Regions from separate parts of the Homo sapiens genome. Here region 2 is linked to region 1. A link is an interaction called in ENCODE POLR2A ChIA-PET data of the cell type or tissue named here. Cell type or tissue: K562. All regions are shown on one strand. Each heading gives the region's core, and the rest is flanking DNA. Links, peaks and the distances in the headings are about the cores only. Region 1 overlaps LOC105371378 (a long non-coding RNA gene). Region 2 has its middle 42 kb from the start of MEAK7.

The links. ChIA-PET counts read pairs that join two places held together with the same protein. Peaks named below come from ENCODE experiments on the same cell type or tissue, not always from the same donor. Only the 100,000 strongest peaks of a DNase experiment are listed, where the experiment ranks them.
Region 2: POLR2A ChIA-PET joins it to region 1 with 6 read pairs; 3 of 35 experiments call an interaction of 5 or more read pairs at or near these places.

The regions. Positions count from the first base shown.
Region 1 is chr16:84,790,864-84,796,926 of GRCh38, forward strand. All of the region lies in intron 2 of LOC105371378 (a long non-coding RNA gene), which reads left to right. Among named protein-coding and RNA genes, the nearest start is that of CRISPLD2, 26 kb to the right of the region's middle. RefSeq lists an enhancer at 3,540-4,041. In K562, for the core only: no CTCF peak of the experiment used is centred there; no DNase peak of the experiment used is centred there.
Region 2 is chr16:84,541,785-84,552,307 of GRCh38, forward strand. No RefSeq gene overlaps it. Among named protein-coding and RNA genes, the nearest start is that of MEAK7, 42 kb to the left of the region's middle. RefSeq lists enhancers at 2,363-2,864, 2,865-3,364, 4,854-5,605, 5,606-6,356, 7,108-7,857. In K562, for the core only: no CTCF peak of the experiment used is centred there; a DNase peak (open chromatin) is centred at 7,949.

The DNA.
Region 1 (6,063 bases), core at 1,064-6,063:
CTGGCTAATTTTTGTAATTTTAGTAGAGACAGGGTTTCACCATGTTGGCCAGGCTGGTCTCAAACTCGTGACCTCAAGTGATCTGCCTGCTTCGGCCTCCCAAAGTGCTGGGATTACAAGTGTGAGCTTGGCCTCCAAGGGTTGTCTTTGTGGGATTGTTTGCCCTCCATCTGTTTGTCTGTGTATTCCCAGTTTTCTGCAATGGACAGTTTTTACGTTTCAAACGGGAAACTCTTTTCTCCTTCCGTGTCTCCATGCAAGCCCAGAGACGCCAGCATCATGTCTGTCTCCCATCCTCCACTTCTCTGACGACCAAAGGTCCTGGGTTCTCTGAGGCCTGCGCCTGGGCCTTGTTACAACCCAGCAGGCTTATCTTGATTCCAGTAATTGAGAGGCACATTTGCCAAGTTTATATACCCTCTTGAAACTCAAGTACTGGTTTGTGGATTAATGCGAGATTCAGTTGCATGCATTTGAAATGCAAGCGTCTAATTCCGCGTGTAAAATACGGGGCCACAGACCTCTTGGGCATTGCACACCATTCCATTCAGATGAGCGCAGCAAAAGCAAACTGTAACCCCTAGGATTAAATTCTCCTTTAAATACTCACGGGTTTTTAGCTTCGGGGGAAAATATGTCTGGGAAAAATATCTTGGGGTTTCATCAAACACTTGGAAAATAATCTGAAAACATTTTTCCAAACCCTCCATGCCTCCAGCCTGAATCCTAATTGATAGTTAATAACTACATCGACAGAAGCCTTCTCACTCTATCACGATTACTGGAAGGCTAAAGAGACATCTGTCTGGAGTACTGGGAGTGAAGCAAGGATCTCAGGATCACCAAGGATCTTGTCTGGCCAAGGTCTTTACCACACAAACAAGCTTTTTTTCACCCCCGGAAATACTTGCCCCGAGTCCACTGTCAACCATTACCAGAATCAGATCTCGGACCAATCGCAAGTGTATTTATGTATTCATTCATCAAACACTTATTGAGCCCCAACTCTGTGCCAGGCATTGCCTGTACTTGCAGGGAGATCAAAAATGAAAGGAGGTGAGCATTTTGACAGCTCTTGTCTTAGAGAGTTTGCAGCCAGTGGGAGAAAGCAAGACATCGGTAACTGGGAAAAGGCAGGGGTGCTCCGAGTCACAGAACAGAGCCCGTGGCTGGCAGAGCCCGGAGGAGGGTCTGGCTGGGCAGTAGATGTTGAATTCTATTTTTTTCAAAATCATTTTTTTCTATTCCAGATCCTTTGCTTTTCCACATCAATTTTTACTATCTACAAAAAGTCATGCTGGAATTTTGACTTGAATTGTGTTAAACCTCCACATCAATTTGGGGATAATTTACAGCATAGTTACATTTGAGCCCTCCAATCCATAAACACAGTATATCTCTGTTTTTAGGCCTTTGATTTCTTTTGTGAGCATTTTGATAAAGCATACAGATCATCCTCAAGTTTCGTCAGATTTATACCTGAGTATTTCATTTTTGGAGAGCTGTTGTAAATGGGTTTAACATTTTTATCATTTATGTATTTTTCATTGCTAGTATATAGAAATATGATTTTTTTTTGTCTGTTGGCCTTATGTCCTGAGATCTTGTTAAACTCATTATTTCAATAAGCTTTTTTGTTTGTTCATTTGGACAGCGTCTTGCTTGAGCCTCGGAGTTTGAGGCCACAGTGAGTGGTGCCATTGCACTCCAGCCTGGGCAAGAGAGTGAGACTCTGTCTCTAAAAAAACAAGTAAAACATAAAATACATTTATAAAAATAAAAAAAATCGATCAATGTAATCCATCATATTAACAATCTGTCACCCAGGCTGGAGTGCAATGGTGCAATCACAGCTGGCTGCAGCCTCGACTTTCCGGGTTCAAGCAGTCCTCCCACCTCAGCCTCCTGAGTAGGTGAGACCACAGGCATGCACCACCATGCTCAGCTAATTTTTTTTTTGGCAGAGATGGGGGTCTCACCATGTTGCCCAGGCTGGTCTCGAACTCCTGAGCTCAAGTAATCCACCACCTTGGCATCCCGAAGTGCTGGGATTACAGGTGTGAGCCCCCACACTCGGTCCAGCCTAAGCTTTTTAAATAGTTTCCTTAAGATTTTCTACATAGAGAATTATGTTATATGCAAATATGGACAGTTTTATTCTTTCCTTTCAGGTCCATGTGCCTTGGATTTCTTTTTTCTTGTTGTAGTTCATTGGCTGGGCCTCCAGAAAAGATGTTGACTGGGAATGGCAAGAGTTTATAAATTGTCTTTTCATGACCTCAAGGGAAGCATTCTCTTTGCCCATGAAGTCAGTCCGTTGCTAGCTGTGGAGTTTTTATGGATACCCTTTATAAGATTATGGAAGCCGGGCACGGTGATTCAGGCCTGTAATCCCAGCACTTTGGGAGGCCAAGGCAGGTGGATCACCTGAGGTCAGGAGTTCAAGACCAGCCTGGCCAATATGGTGAGACCCTGTGTCTGCTAAATTACAAAAAATTAGCCGGGTGTGGTGGCGGGCGCCTGTAATCCCAGCTACTCAGGAGGCTGAGGCAGGAGAATTGCTTGAACCTGGGAGGCAGAGGTTGCAGTGAGCTGAGATCATGTCATTGCACTCCAGCCTGGGCAACAAGAGTGAAACTCTGTCTCAAAAAAAAAAGATTAAGGAAGTGGCCTTCTGCTCTTGTTCTACCCTGGTTTTCTGAGAGTTTTTTTTTTTTTTTTTTATCATGAATGGATGTTGAACTTTGTCAGACTTTTTTCTGCGTCAGTTGGTATGATCATGTGGTTTTTCTTATTTAGTCTGTTAATATGATGGATTAATTGATAGTTTTTTTATTGTTATAAATTTATTTTTAAATTTTTCTTTAGAGACAGAGTCTCACTCTGTCGCTCAGACTGGAGTGCAGTGGCACCACTCACTGCAGCCTCGAGCACCTGGGCTCAAGGAATCCTCCAGCCTCAGCCCCCCAAGTACCTGGGACTACAGGTACATGCCAAGCTCACTTTTAAAATTTTTTTGTAGAGATGGGGTCTTGCTGTGTTGCCCAGGCTGGTCTCAAACTCCTGGCCACAAGTGATCCTCCCACATCAGCTTCCCAAAATGCTGGGATTACAGGTGTGAGCTACTGCACGCAAGTTTGATTGATTTTTAAAAAATGTTCCACCAGCCTTGCCTTCCCCAAATAAACCCCACTTGGTCATGGGGTTGTATGACCTATGACCAAAATATTAGCAAATATATATATTATTGAATACAACTTGCTAGTAGATTGGTGAAGATTTTCATGTCTATGTTCCTGATGGACATTGGTCTGCATGCATTTCTTTTCTTGGACTGTCTTTGTGTGGTTTTGGTATCAGGGTAATGCTGTCCTCATAAGATGAATGGGGAAGTATCCTCTTCTCTTTTATTATCTGGGAGACATTGTGTAGATTTGGTTGTTTCTTCTTTAGCTGTTTGGTGGAATTTGCCAGGGAAAGCATCTGGGCCTGAAGATGCTCTTTGGGAAGGTTTCCAGCTGCGTTGAGGTTTAGGCTGGGAGGGAAGAGCCTGGGAGCTCCGAAGGCTGGGAGGTACCCGAGTTCTGCTGCCTTCCCCAATCTGTCTGCTGCGTGTACTCTCCAGAGGCCCTCGATGGCAGCTCCCGCACTCTCTTCAGGGTTTTGGTTGCATTCAGTGGCAGATGCAGGGTGAGCAGGACAGGACAGGCTTATCTATTCTGTGGAGCCAAACCTCCATAGTTTTTATTTTCATAACACCAACCTGTGTGGGAGCCAGTGGCTGAGAGCATTGCAGGGCTCAGCACATCCTGACATCACAGGGACCCGGGAAGGCAGCCGACCTCCATGCAGGAACTTCCTCCTCTACAGCGTCACACAGGAGTCCCCTCCAAGGCCTCAGCTCTCCGAGGCACATGCGTGCTCCTCACCTTCCATTTCCATTTCGCGTGTTTTGCTGGCGTCAGTGCTGCTCTCCGTTGGAAATGCGGGAGCCGCCCCTAGCCATGTTACACGTGGAGAAGCTGCGGTGCCGGGAGGAAGAAGGCGGCGTTAAGTGGGCAGAGCTGAGAGTCACTCCTGGACTCCTGCGCTTGGGGCACCACGCACTGATCTGAGTGGAACCCCAGCCAGCCCGAACAATGCTGGGAGGGCACTGGGGCTCTCGGTCAGCAGGGCCCCACTCATCCAGGGAGTCAAAGTGCTTGGGTGAAGCGCGCACAGCCAAGAATCTATATTCTAAATATTAATATTTAATATTAATAATAACAATAACAAGAGCTCCTATGGATTAAACGCTTGCACACTGACCATTAAGCACTTAGCATTTATGAAGCACTTCCTACGACCTCTCCTTCATCTCGCTGCGGCCCTGCGAGGCCGATAGTGTTTATTATTCTCATTTACAGAGGAGGAAGGTGAGTCCTGGAGGAGGGAACAGACTCCCGGGGACACACGGCAAGGATTCCAGCCTGGGCCCATTTTGGTAGCGCTCCCTCACGGTGACAGATCCAGCCAGTGCGCCAGCAGACGCCCTTCACGGAAACCTCACGTAAAGGCTGAGTTAGTGCTGTCTCAGACGACTGCAGCGGCGTGGTGGGAAACGTCAGTAAAGAACGGTTTCCTTGAAAAGTCTGCACATTTATAGTGTGTTGTTTTGATTAGGAATTCTGGGAAGGCAGAGACGTCCTTCTGCGTGGACAGCTGCCATCCCTCCCGCTCTGCAACGCTGGCTCCTCCTGAAGATGGAGCAGGATTGCGTCACTCATGGGAACTTTCTAACCTTCTCTTCAGCTGACCTCCTCTGTGCTTTGGGAAGCCAGACTGACTCAGAGAGTTCCGTGTCCCCACCCCTTCCTTGGTGCTGGAAAGGAGGTGGAAACTCCTCAACTTCCTGTCATTAGGATTCATCTCGGAAATCTGCCACACAGGGCTACCCCGGGACCCTATCCAGGCAGGGGGGTGCGTCAGAAGCACTTCACCCCTGCAGGTGCAGGCACACTTACTCTCTTATTGGAGACACTGCCTTGCCTTGTCACCCAGGCTGGAGTGCAGTGGCACTATCAGGGCTCATTGCAGCCTCCATCTCCCAGGCTCAAGTGATCCTCCCACTACAGCCTCCCGAGTAGCTGGGATTACAGGCGTGCACCACCACACCCAGCTGATTTTTGTCTTTTTGGTAGAGATGGGGTTTCACCATGTTGGCCAGGCTGGTCTCGAACTCCTGACCTCAAGTGATCCACCCGCCTTGGCCTACCCAAAGTGCTGGGATTCCAGGTGTGAGCCACCACACCTGGCCAATTCCTGTACCCATTAAAAACTCAAGAAATCTTTGCCTAACCCAAGCTCACAAATGTTCTTCTGTGTTTTCTACTAGAAGTTTTATAGTGTTAGCCTTTACATTTAGGTATCTGATTTGACTGAGTTAACTTTTGTGTGGGAGGAGGTAGAGATCGAAGGTAATTTTTTGCATATGAATGATATCCGGTTCTTCCACGTGTTGAAAATACTCTCCTGTCCCCATTGAATTTGCCTCTGCGCCTTGCGAAAAAATTGACCATGTGGGTCTATTTCTAGACTCTGTATTCTTTTTGTTTTGTTTTGTTTTTGAGACAGTCTTGCTCCGTCACCGAGGCTGGAGTGCAATGGTATGATCTCAGTTCACTGCAACATCCGCTTCCTGAGTTCAAGAAATTCTCCTGCCTCAACCTCCCAAATAGCTGGGATTACAGGCACTCGCCACCACGCCCAGCTAATTTTTTTTTTTTTTTTTTTTTTTTTTTGTATTTTTAGTACAGACGAGACTTTGCCATGTTGGCCAGCCTGGTCTTGAACTCCTGACCTCAGGTGATCCACTCACCCCAGCCTCCCAAAGTGCTGGGATTACAGTCATGAGTCACTGTGCCCAGCCTCCTTTTTCTTTTTTTTTTTTGAGATGGAGCCTCGCTCTGTCGCCCCAACTGGAGTGCAGCTGTGTGATCTCGGCTCACTGCAACCTCCACCTCCCGGGTTCGAGCTATTCTTCTGCCTCAGCCTCTGGAGTAGCTGGTACTACAGGTTTTGCTA
Region 2 (10,523 bases), core at 5,388-10,387, 240 kb before region 1:
ACCGACCGTAGTGGAATATGACGACTGTGTAATAACAGGCAAATGCAAAAATGATCACATCAAATGGCAGTTTATATAATTTATATGAAGCAATATTGCAAATTTATTTTAAAATACATATGCACAGGAAAAAAGCACTAGAACAAGATATACGAAGCTATGACTGTGTTTGCTTTAGGGGGCTGAACTCTTGGTGAATTTATTTTCTTTACTCCATTTTCTGAATTTTTCATAATGCAGTTATAGTTCTTTTATAATGAAAACAGTTATAAAAATGTAAAAAACAAAATGAAACAATGAAACAGATCTTGGGCTAGTAGAGAAAGCGAAGTCTAATCTAGACTAAAGGCTGTAAATTGGCCACTAGCAGGTCTGACTTGCCTGAAGAATGTTTTGCTTGGCTGAGTCTTTGTTGTTTAAAAAAATATATGCATTAGCCTCTGTCACTGTAAAGTCAGGAGATTTCAGATAAAACTCCATCTTTCCCTGGACGCTTGTATTCCTATGACCCAGCAAGTCCACTCCTAGGATATACGCAATAGAAATGTACACACCAAAAGCCTAGAATGTCCTAGAATGTTCATAGCAGCTCTCTTCATAATAGCTTCAAATAAGAAACCACCCCAATACTCATCACAGTGGAATGGGTGAATAAATAGGGGTGTAAATTTGTGAAAATCATGTATTGGTTGATGTCTTCTGTCTCCCCAAAACATATACAACCAACCATGAAAAACTGTGCAAAAGTTGAGAAAGAATGATTTACAACTAAACCCTAAATTTGTATGGAGTTCAGACACGACGGGGAGGGAAAGCAGCCAGACAAAAAGTCCACCCTGTGTGTAAAACATTAACACAAACCAGCAAAGCCAAGCTCAGGTGTTAGGTCCAGGCAGCGGTCAGCTCGGGATGAGGGTGGGGGCTGTAGCCTCAACTTCCCAGGCTCAAGCCATCCTCCCACCTCAGCCTCCTGAGTAGCTGGGACTCCAGGCCTGCACCACTATGCCCAGCTAATTTTTAATCTTTTTTTTTTTTTTTTTTTGAGACAGAGTTTTGCTTTTGTTGCCCAGGCTGGAATGCAATGGTGCAATCTTGGCTCACTGCAATCTCCTCCTCCCGGGTTCAGGCGATTCTCCTGCCTCAGCTTCCCGAGTAGCTGGGACTACAGGCATGCACCACCATGCCCAGCTAATTTTGTATTTTTAGTAGAGACAGGGCTTTGCCATGTCGGCCAGGCTGGTCTCCAACTTCTGCTCCTGACCTCAGGTGATCTGCCCGCCTTGGCCTCCCAAAGTGCTGGGATTACAGGCGTGAGCCACCGCGCCCAGCCTTTAAATTTTTTTTTACAGTGATAGGGGTCTCATTATGTTGCCCAGGCTTGTCTCAAACTCCCGGGCTCAAGTGATCCTCTTGCCTCAGCCTCCAAAAGTGCAGGGATTGCAGTCGTGAGCCACTGCACCCAGCCCATATTTTTTTAAGTCAACCTACTGTGTGATTTTTTTTTCTGCCTTTCTCAGCATAACTCTAAGCAATAATGTCCACGAAGTCAGGGTTTCAGTGAGCTATAGAGTTCAGCAGTCAACAACACAGACAGTGGATCCAGAATGTCTAGGTTTAAAGCCTGCATCCTCTACAGTTGTGTGACTTTGGGCAAGTTACTTAAACTTCTTGGTCCTCAGTTTTCCCATCTGTAGAATGGGAATAATAATAATACCACATATCACAGGGTGGCCGAAAGGATTAAATGAGTGAATTATGTAGAGTTCTTAGAACAGCTGTGGGCATGCAGTGGTGTGCTGGTAACTGTTTAACAATGGCTTGGAAGGAAGGCCTTTACTGATTTCCAATTTCCCTGGTGTAAACACTTCCATTGTGGCTGATTTCAGGCTACCAATGAGAGGTCACTAAAGGTGGTTTTGGTAAAGGGGCCACTAGGTCATCCCAGGGTTGAAATAAGCAACTCTGTGACCACAGCCCAGATGTGCGTTTTGGAACAAAACCTAAGGAACCGTGGACAAGCCTTCTGACTTTAACTCTCTGGTTTGTTTTACGAGTCAGGGTCTCGCTCTGTCACCCAGGCTGGAGTGCAGTGGCACCATCATAGTTCACTGCAGCCTCGAACCCCTGAGCCCAGGTGATCCTCCCACCTTAGCCTCTTGAGTAGCTGGGACTACAGGCATGCCACCACGCCCAGCTAATTAAAAAAAATTTCTTTCATAGAGACAGGGTTTTGCCATGTTTTCCAGGCTGATATCACACTTCTGGGCTCAAGTGATCCCCCGCTCCAGCCTCCCAGAGTGGGATTACAAGCGCGAGCCACTGCGCCTGGCCTAGCCTCTGACATTAACTCTTATAAAAACACTGGAAAAGAAATATGACTCATGGGAAATTAAATAGCTGTCTTGTCCTTATAATGGATTCCTAGGGGTTCCCAGAGCACTCTGGGATGTGTGCACAGGGTCCTCCCTGCCAGGTGTCCCCAAGGGGAACATTCATTACAAACAGCGTTCACGCCACCTTCCTGCTTACCTGGTGCCCTGGCCTCGGCCGTCCCCTACCTTCCCTTTCTGGATTTATTAAAGATTCTTTTTACTTCTGTACACGTAACTCATGGAGGTGCCAGTTTGACCTTTGGAGAAATCTGTGTACAGCTCATCTCAACTTTCCCCACTTTTTATGTCATGAAGCCTGATCTACACACAGTTCGGAATTGCCCCCACACTCCCCCGCAGTCATTGTCACACTGCCAATATTTTACAACGGGAACGGAACACCTGTTTGCCGAGCACCCACGAGGGCCCAGGCATCCTCTTAGGTCTGGAACAGAGAAGGAAGGAAGCCAACGAAGCCACCCCCGAACACCGGCATCTGACAGAGGAGGCAGGCGGCGCCGGAGAACCCGAAGCAAACCATGTCATTGCAGCCCGAGACTCCTGCAAAGAAAATAAAGCAGACGAAGGGGCCTGGAGGCCTGAAACCTGGGCCGGGGGCATCAGGGGCTGCACACACCCTCATTTCACACCATCTGGGCATTTCCTCTGTGCCCCAGAGTCCCCAGGATCATTTCGTTTAAATGTGCAAAAATGAAATTCAATTTCTAACTGCACTCCGTGTGCTTATGAAGTAGTAGAAAACTCGGAAAGGTGGCACTTTAGGATAATTGACCTCGTTCAGGCTCAAAAGCCCCTTTGGCCAGTTCCTGGGTAAATTCAGGATTTGCATTCCATCGGGGCTATTCTCGGGTGTCCTCTCCTCCTGGCTGACCCCTGAGCCTGAATCCTGGGATTATTTTTAAAGCCTGGATATCACGCTGCTTCATGGTGCCGTGCAAAGCACTTGGTGTTTCCGTTACAGGGGGGACACCTGCCTGCTTCCAATTTTCGGCACTATAGATGATGCACGCTGCTGTCTCTGGAGGAATGTCACAGGATAATAGCTCATGTTCGAGGACTGCTTAGCCGGCCTGAAAGTTTTTGCAAGTATTAACTTATGTAATTCTCCCAACTCTCCTTGAGCAGAAGTTGCTATTGTTAGCTCCATTTTACAGATGGAGAAACTAAGGCACGGAGAGGTGAGGTGACGATAAGTGGCAGAGCTGGGATCTGAAGTGTCACAGAGAAGGGTGGGGAGGAGCTGGCACAGAGAGAAACAGCAAAAGTGGATTGCCTTCGCTCCATGCTCAGGACAAGTCTCCCTCTGATTAAGTGCACTGTGTTGAGAGGCCCCTGGGGAAGGTCTCAAAGCCATCACCCACAGCACAGATGGTGGAAGCTGGCACCCCTGCCATGCTGTGCTGGAAGTGTGCTTTGGTTACAGCCTGTGTGAAGGGCGACTTGACAGAGGCTGTCTCCATGTCAAAGGTGCATGTCCTGACCAGGGGCGGTGGCTCACGCCTGGAATCCCAGCACTTTGGGAGGCCGAGGTGGGTGAATCTCCTGAGGTCAGGAGTTTGCCAGCCTGGCCAACATGGTGAAACCTCGTGTCTACTAAAAATACAAAAATTAGCCAGGCATGGTGGCAGACACCTGTAATCCCAGCTACTCTAGAGGCTGAGACAGGAGAATCACTTGAACCCAGAAGGCAGAGGTTACAGTGAGCGGAGATCGCGCCACTGCACTCCAGCCTGGGACAGAGCGAGACTCCATCTCAAAAAAAATAAAAAATAAAACATGGTGCACGTCCTCTTTTGACCCTCTGCTGGCTATCTGTCCTCGGGAAATACCTGCCCATGTGCATGAAGAGGCATGGATGCTTATGCAGGGATGTTCCTTGCAGCATTGTTTGCAACAGTAAAGAATTGGAAATATCCTAAAATGCTCATCAGTAAGTGAGTGGTTAAATGATGGTACATTTACACTATGGAATCTGTTACCATAAGAAAGAATGCTATGTCTATATCTGGGTTTCTCAACATGGGTACAAGTGACATTTGGGCTGGATCATCCTTTGTGGTTGGGGGGGGGAGTGTCCTGTGCATTGCAGGAGGTTTAGCGGTATCCCTGGCTCTACCTACCAGATGCCAGTAGCACCAGCCTCCTTGGTGTGACACCCAGAAATGCATCCAGACATTGCCGAGTGTTCCCTGGGGGCAAAATTGCCCGTGGTTGAGGACAGCCAGTCTATATGCAGTGAAGTATAAAGGTCTCCAAAACAGACTAATACATGAAAAAAAAAGTTACAGAACTGTCTGCATTAAAAAAATACAATGCTGGTCAGGTGTGGTGGTTCAAATCTGTAATCCCAGATTTCTATTCTAAAAAATAGAAAAACGTAACTGGGCGTGGTGGTGCACACCTGTAGTCCCAGCTATTCAGGAGGCTGAGGTAGGAGGATTGCTTGAACCCGGGAGGCAGAGGTTGCAGTGAGCCGTGATGGCACCACTGCACTCCAGCCTGGGCAGCAGAGCAAAATCATGTCTCAATAAATAAATAAATAAATAAATAAAGCTAAGCTATTTATCTATATAGACATAGATACAGATACAGAGTCATGCATTCAACGAGTTTTATTGAGCACCTGCCCCATGCCTGGAACTGTTCTTGGTGCTGAGCAAGTAACGACGATCAAAATGAAGTCTCTGCTCTACTGGAGATTACCCTCTGGAGATTACACTTTGTCTTCTGGCGGGGAAAGACAGCAATGAACAAGCGAATAGACACACGGTATCAGGTGGTGATAAGTGCTACAAAGAAACATAAGTGGGGCTCGGGGACCTCGAAAAGACACAGGTGCTGTTTTAGAATGGGGTCAGGGCAAGGTGACATTCTACTCCACTAAGGTGACATTGAGCAGGGAGCTGCATGAATGAGGGACCAGCATGGGTACTTAGAGGTCAGTGGGCTCCAGGCACAGCAGGAGTCCCCCTGAGGCAGGATGGTGCTGTGTGAGCAGGAGGCCCAGCGAGGAGACCCGAGGGCCTGCAACAGAATAAATGAGGACCGTGGTGGGCGACGAAGCCAGTGAGACATTGGGGGCACAACCACAGCCGGCCTTGTTGCATAGCACTGACTTTGCTTTTCGCCTCGAGAACTGGAGCGATCAGGAGAAAATCCAGCTTGGAATGTAAAGAGGCCACGGTGGACGGTTCTGGGAGTAACGGAAGAGAAAAGGGGGAGGGGGAGAGGGAGAGAGAAAAGGAAGAAAGGGAGGAAAGCAAGGAGGGAAGAGGGGAAACACCAGATTGTCCAGCTCACTGACGAGTTCAAATCCCAGCTCCTCCACCTCCTCAGGCAACCAGCTTCGTCTCTCTGAGCCTCAGTCTCCTGTTGTGTAAAATGGTTTAACCACGCCGCCTCTCATAGGAGAGAATGATGTCACCAAAGTTCCCACTACGGCGCTTTTTCCGTAGGTCCCAAGTGAAAACAGAAGCTTCCCTCTGTCCTGCCCCTACCCCCAGAAGACCCAGCCAACTCCTCTGCAGCAGCAGCGCTGTGGCTCAGGGGCCCCTGTTTAGGCTGTAGGCTCCATGGAGGCCCAGAGGGAATGCCTTTCCACACGTCAAAGAAACCTGAGACTCAAAGAAACCTGAGACCCTAAGGTCGTATCAACTGCAGACCTTTGGGCCTAATGGCTATTGCCACGAAGAGCCTTTTAGAAAAACATCTCAGCAGGGGCCGGGTTTGAAGGCCCCCAGGGGCTTGTGGGAGGCAACATTTTCTTCTGTCTGACAGCCCCCTCCAACTCCCCCAGCCCGGGATCCCTCCCTGACAGCTGGTGGGCTGAGCCTGCTTCCCGAGGCTGGGCTTTGGGGTTGGGGTCTCTTTGTCAGCCCAGGAATAACCCAGCACCCACCCGCCCAACCCACACACATACACAAACAGTTCATTCACCCTGCAGGAGAGGTCAGGCCCTCCCACAGCATCTGCCCAAGATGCTCGCAAATCCACGGGGACAATCCCAGGCCTGGGGCATCTCCATGTCACATAGGAGGGGGGGGGGTGCTCAGCCGAAAGCGGGGCCTCGAGAGGCTCTAAAGACAGCAGCACACGGCTGGGCGCGGTGGCTCACGCCTGTAATCCCAGCACTTTGGGAGGCTGAGGCAGGCAGATCACCTGAGGTCAGGAGTTTGAGACCAGCCTGACCAACATGGAGAAACCCTGTCGTTGCTAAAAACACAAAATTAGCTGGACGTGGTGGCAAATGCCTGTAATCCCAGCTACTCAGGAGGCTGAGGCAGGAGAATCACTTGAACCCAGGAGGCGGAGGTTGCGGTGAGCCGAGATTGTGCCATTGCACTCCAGCCTGGGCAGCAACAAGAGTGAAACTCGATCTCAAAAAAAAAAAAAAAAAAAGCAGCACAGGGCTCACTTTTCCCTCAGACCCTGCAGGGCCATGGAAACAGCCACAGGGGCTCAGGCAGCTGAAGAGAATGTTCTAGAATCCACAAAGAGCCTGGCCTGGCAGGAGCCTGGGGACCTGGAGATGCAGCCGGGTGCATCTATTCAGGCTTTCAAGCCTCCAGCAACCTGGAGACCTGCTGTCTCCACGCCTCGCCTCTCACACGGAGCCAGCCTGTGGGGCGAGTGGCTGCCTGCTTCCACCACCCCGACTCCTCCGTGTTGGTTGGCCAGGGTAATGAGAATGTGCTTGTTTTGATGAAATGTCAATCACTTGTATATAAATATCTATATTTAGGACTCCTTTAGAAAATAAGAAAATCTGGGAGCACACAGTCACCATGCAGCTGCCCTCTTTAGAAAGACACGCGCCCTCCCCTGGCCACAGTCCCCACCTCTCCCTGTTGTCTCCTTGGTGCCCAGCCTCCAGCCCTCCTCCCCGTACTTGCCAGGCCCCGGAGGCCTTGGATCCCCAGTCCCCTGCCCAGAGATGCCCCGGGGCAGCCAACCCCATGCCAGACGAGAGTCTCAACCGAGCAGGGAGGCAGGCTGAGACGCAGGAGGCCTTGCCCACTTAGAATCAGCCACCAGTGATACAGAGGGTGGAGGAGGAGAGGCAGGAGGATGGAGGAAGGACATGCCAAGGTCTCAAGCTGGAGAACACGGGGCTGATGGGGAGGTGGCAGAGACAGGGCCTGCTGGGAGAAGCAGGAAAGGCAGAGAATGTGTCCATGCGTCCGGAGCCCTGACCTGTGGTGGGGCCGTTCTGTCGGCAACCGGGACATGCGCTTGTCTGAGTTCCAGGAAGAGAGAGCTGTGTGCACATCCTGTCATCAGAGCAGCTTGAAATAAATGCCCCTATTTGTGTATCCGATTGGCAACAAGTAAAAGATTAATGATAGGAGACAGAAAGCAGATGAGTGGCTGCCGGGGGCCAGGGAGGGGGTGGGGAGTGACTGCCTAATTGATACGAGTTTTCCTTTTGGGGTGACAGGAAAGTTCTGGGGCTAGAGCAGCGGGGGTGGCACAATATCGTGAGTGTGCTGAATGCAACGGACTGGATCACTTTAAAATAGTTAAAATGGTAAGTCCTATGTCGCGTGTATCTTACCACAGTTAAAAAAAGATGACTCATATCCATTGTTGGTGAGGGCAGGGGAAAGGGGGCAGACTGTCAATCAACACGTGGCTTCGGGAGGACAATTTGGTAATTCACATCCATAATGTCCTTTTTTATGTTTTAATTTTTAATTTTTATTTTTTGTAGAGACGGGGATCTCATTTTGTTGCCCCAGCTGGTCTCAAACTCCTGGCCTCAAGTGATCCTCCCAATTCGGCCTCTCGAAGTGCTGCGATGACAGGAATGAGCCACTGCTCATGCAGCACACATCGATAATTTAAATGGTTAGCCCAAAAATCTTTTAGAAATCCACCCCACAGAAATTCTGAAATAAAGACTTGTGTGAAAGGAGGTTCAAGACAGAAGTGTTCCTTAAAAGCGCAATTGCTGGAAACCATAGGAATGCCTTACCAGTTTTCTTTTGTTGTGTAACAAAGTACAACAAACTTGATGACTTCAGACAACACTCTTCCCTCCCCATAAAAACACCCAAGTCACTGGTGATGTCACAGTTCTGCAGTTGAGAAGTCTGGACAAGCACGGTTGGACTCTCTGCTCAGGGCATCCTAAGGCCAAAATCAAGGTGCCAGCTCACTGCATTCTCACCTGGAGCCCAAGGGCCTCTTCTGAGATCACTTGGTGGCTTTAAGACAGGGGTTCCCGTATTTCCCAACTGTGAGAGCCATGAGCCATCCTTACCTCCTGGAGGCCTTTCTGACCCACCCCCCGCAACAATGGAGAATTTCCCTGTTCCCTGAAGTCAAATCCCTCTCCTACTTACAATCTCCCTGTCAGAAAGAATCCCAGCCCTTTTAAGGGCTCGACTGATTGGGTCAGGCCCACTGAGGGTCATCTCCCATTCTCAAAGTCAACAATGTCATAAAACACACTCTAATCTAATCACAGAGTGATACCCCCATCACGTTGGTAGGATCCTTTATGGGGTATAGACGTCAGCCTCAACAGTGTCTGTCAACAGGGGACTAGTTCATCTCCATAATCTCAAATACTGGAGACTTTTTCAATAAATGAGATATCTCTATATGAACATTTTCCTTGAGGTGTTGTTAACGACATGCAAATAATTGATGCAATTTCATCAGTTTCCTTGATGTAATTGCAAAACTACACATATACCTATTATATATATATAATTTCATGTATAATTGTATATGTACAATTTCACTTACATATATAAAATTTCATTTTGTTAAAAAAAAAAAAAATCTATGCATGGCCCGGGTGCGGTGGCTCACACCTGTAATCCTAGCACTTTGGGAGGCCGAGGCAAGCAGATTGCCTGAGCTCAGGAGTTCAAGACCACCCTGGGCAACATGGTGAAACCCTATCTCTACTAAAATACAAAAAATTAGCTGGGTGTGGTGGTGGGTGCCTATAGTCCCAGCTACTCAGGAGGCTGAGGCACAAGGATCACTTGAGCCCAGGAGGCAGAGGTTGCAGTGAGTCTAGATCATGCCACTGCACCCCAGCCTGGGCGACAGAGTGAGACTCTGTCTCAAAAAAAAAAAAAAAAAAAAAAGAAATCTATGCATTCTTGTACAAGTGTGTGTATGTGTACATGCACAAAGAAAAGTCTGGAAGAATATAGACCAAACTATAAATAGCAAGTACCTCAAAGAAGGGAGGCTGTATGAAGCAGAATTCTCACTTTTTATTTTATATACTCTGTATTATTAAAATTAGTTACATTGAATATGTATTACTTTCACAGTTAAAAAGATTAAGGGCCAGGTACAGTGGCTCACGCCTGTAGTCCCAGCACTTTGGGAGGCTGAGGCGGGTGGATCACCTGAGGTCAGGAGTTCGAGACCAGCCTGGCCAACATGGTGAAACCCTGTCTCTACTAAAAATACAAAAATTACCCAGGCATGGCGGTGCACACCTGTCATCCCAGCTGCTCGGGAGGCTGAGGTAGGAGAATCATATGAACCCAGGAGGCGGAGGTTGCAGTGAGCTCACACCAGTGCACGCCAGCCTGGGCAACAAGAGCAAAACTCTGTCTCAAAAAAAAAAAAAAAAAGATTGAAACATTAAATTTAAAACAAGCTCACAATGTAATCACTAAATTTTTAAGGTTCATAAAGGAAAGCTGGTCCCCCCTGACTGGCCTCCCCCTCACTGGGAGAAATTCTCAAGCCAGCTCATCTTTTGTTTTGTTTTTTGTTTGTTTGTTTGTTTGTTTGTTTTGAGACAGGGTCTTACTCTGTCACCCAGGCTGGAGTGCAATGACACCATCATAGCTCATTGCAGCCTCAACCTCATGGACTCAGGTGATCCTCTAGCCTCAACCTCCCAAGTAGCTGAGATTACAGGTGCATACCATCACATCTGGCTAATCTTTATTTTTCTGTAGACATGGGGAGCCTCATTATGTTTCCCAGCTTGTGTCAAACTCCTGGGCTCAAGTGATCCTCCCTCTGTAGCCTCTCAAAGTGCTGGGATTGCAAGCATGAGCCACTGTGTCCAGCCCAGACTTGTTATTTTTCAGTTTTGAACTATTTCTTAGTGACTCTTGAACTTCCTCATTGTTAAGTGAGAGGTCTAGA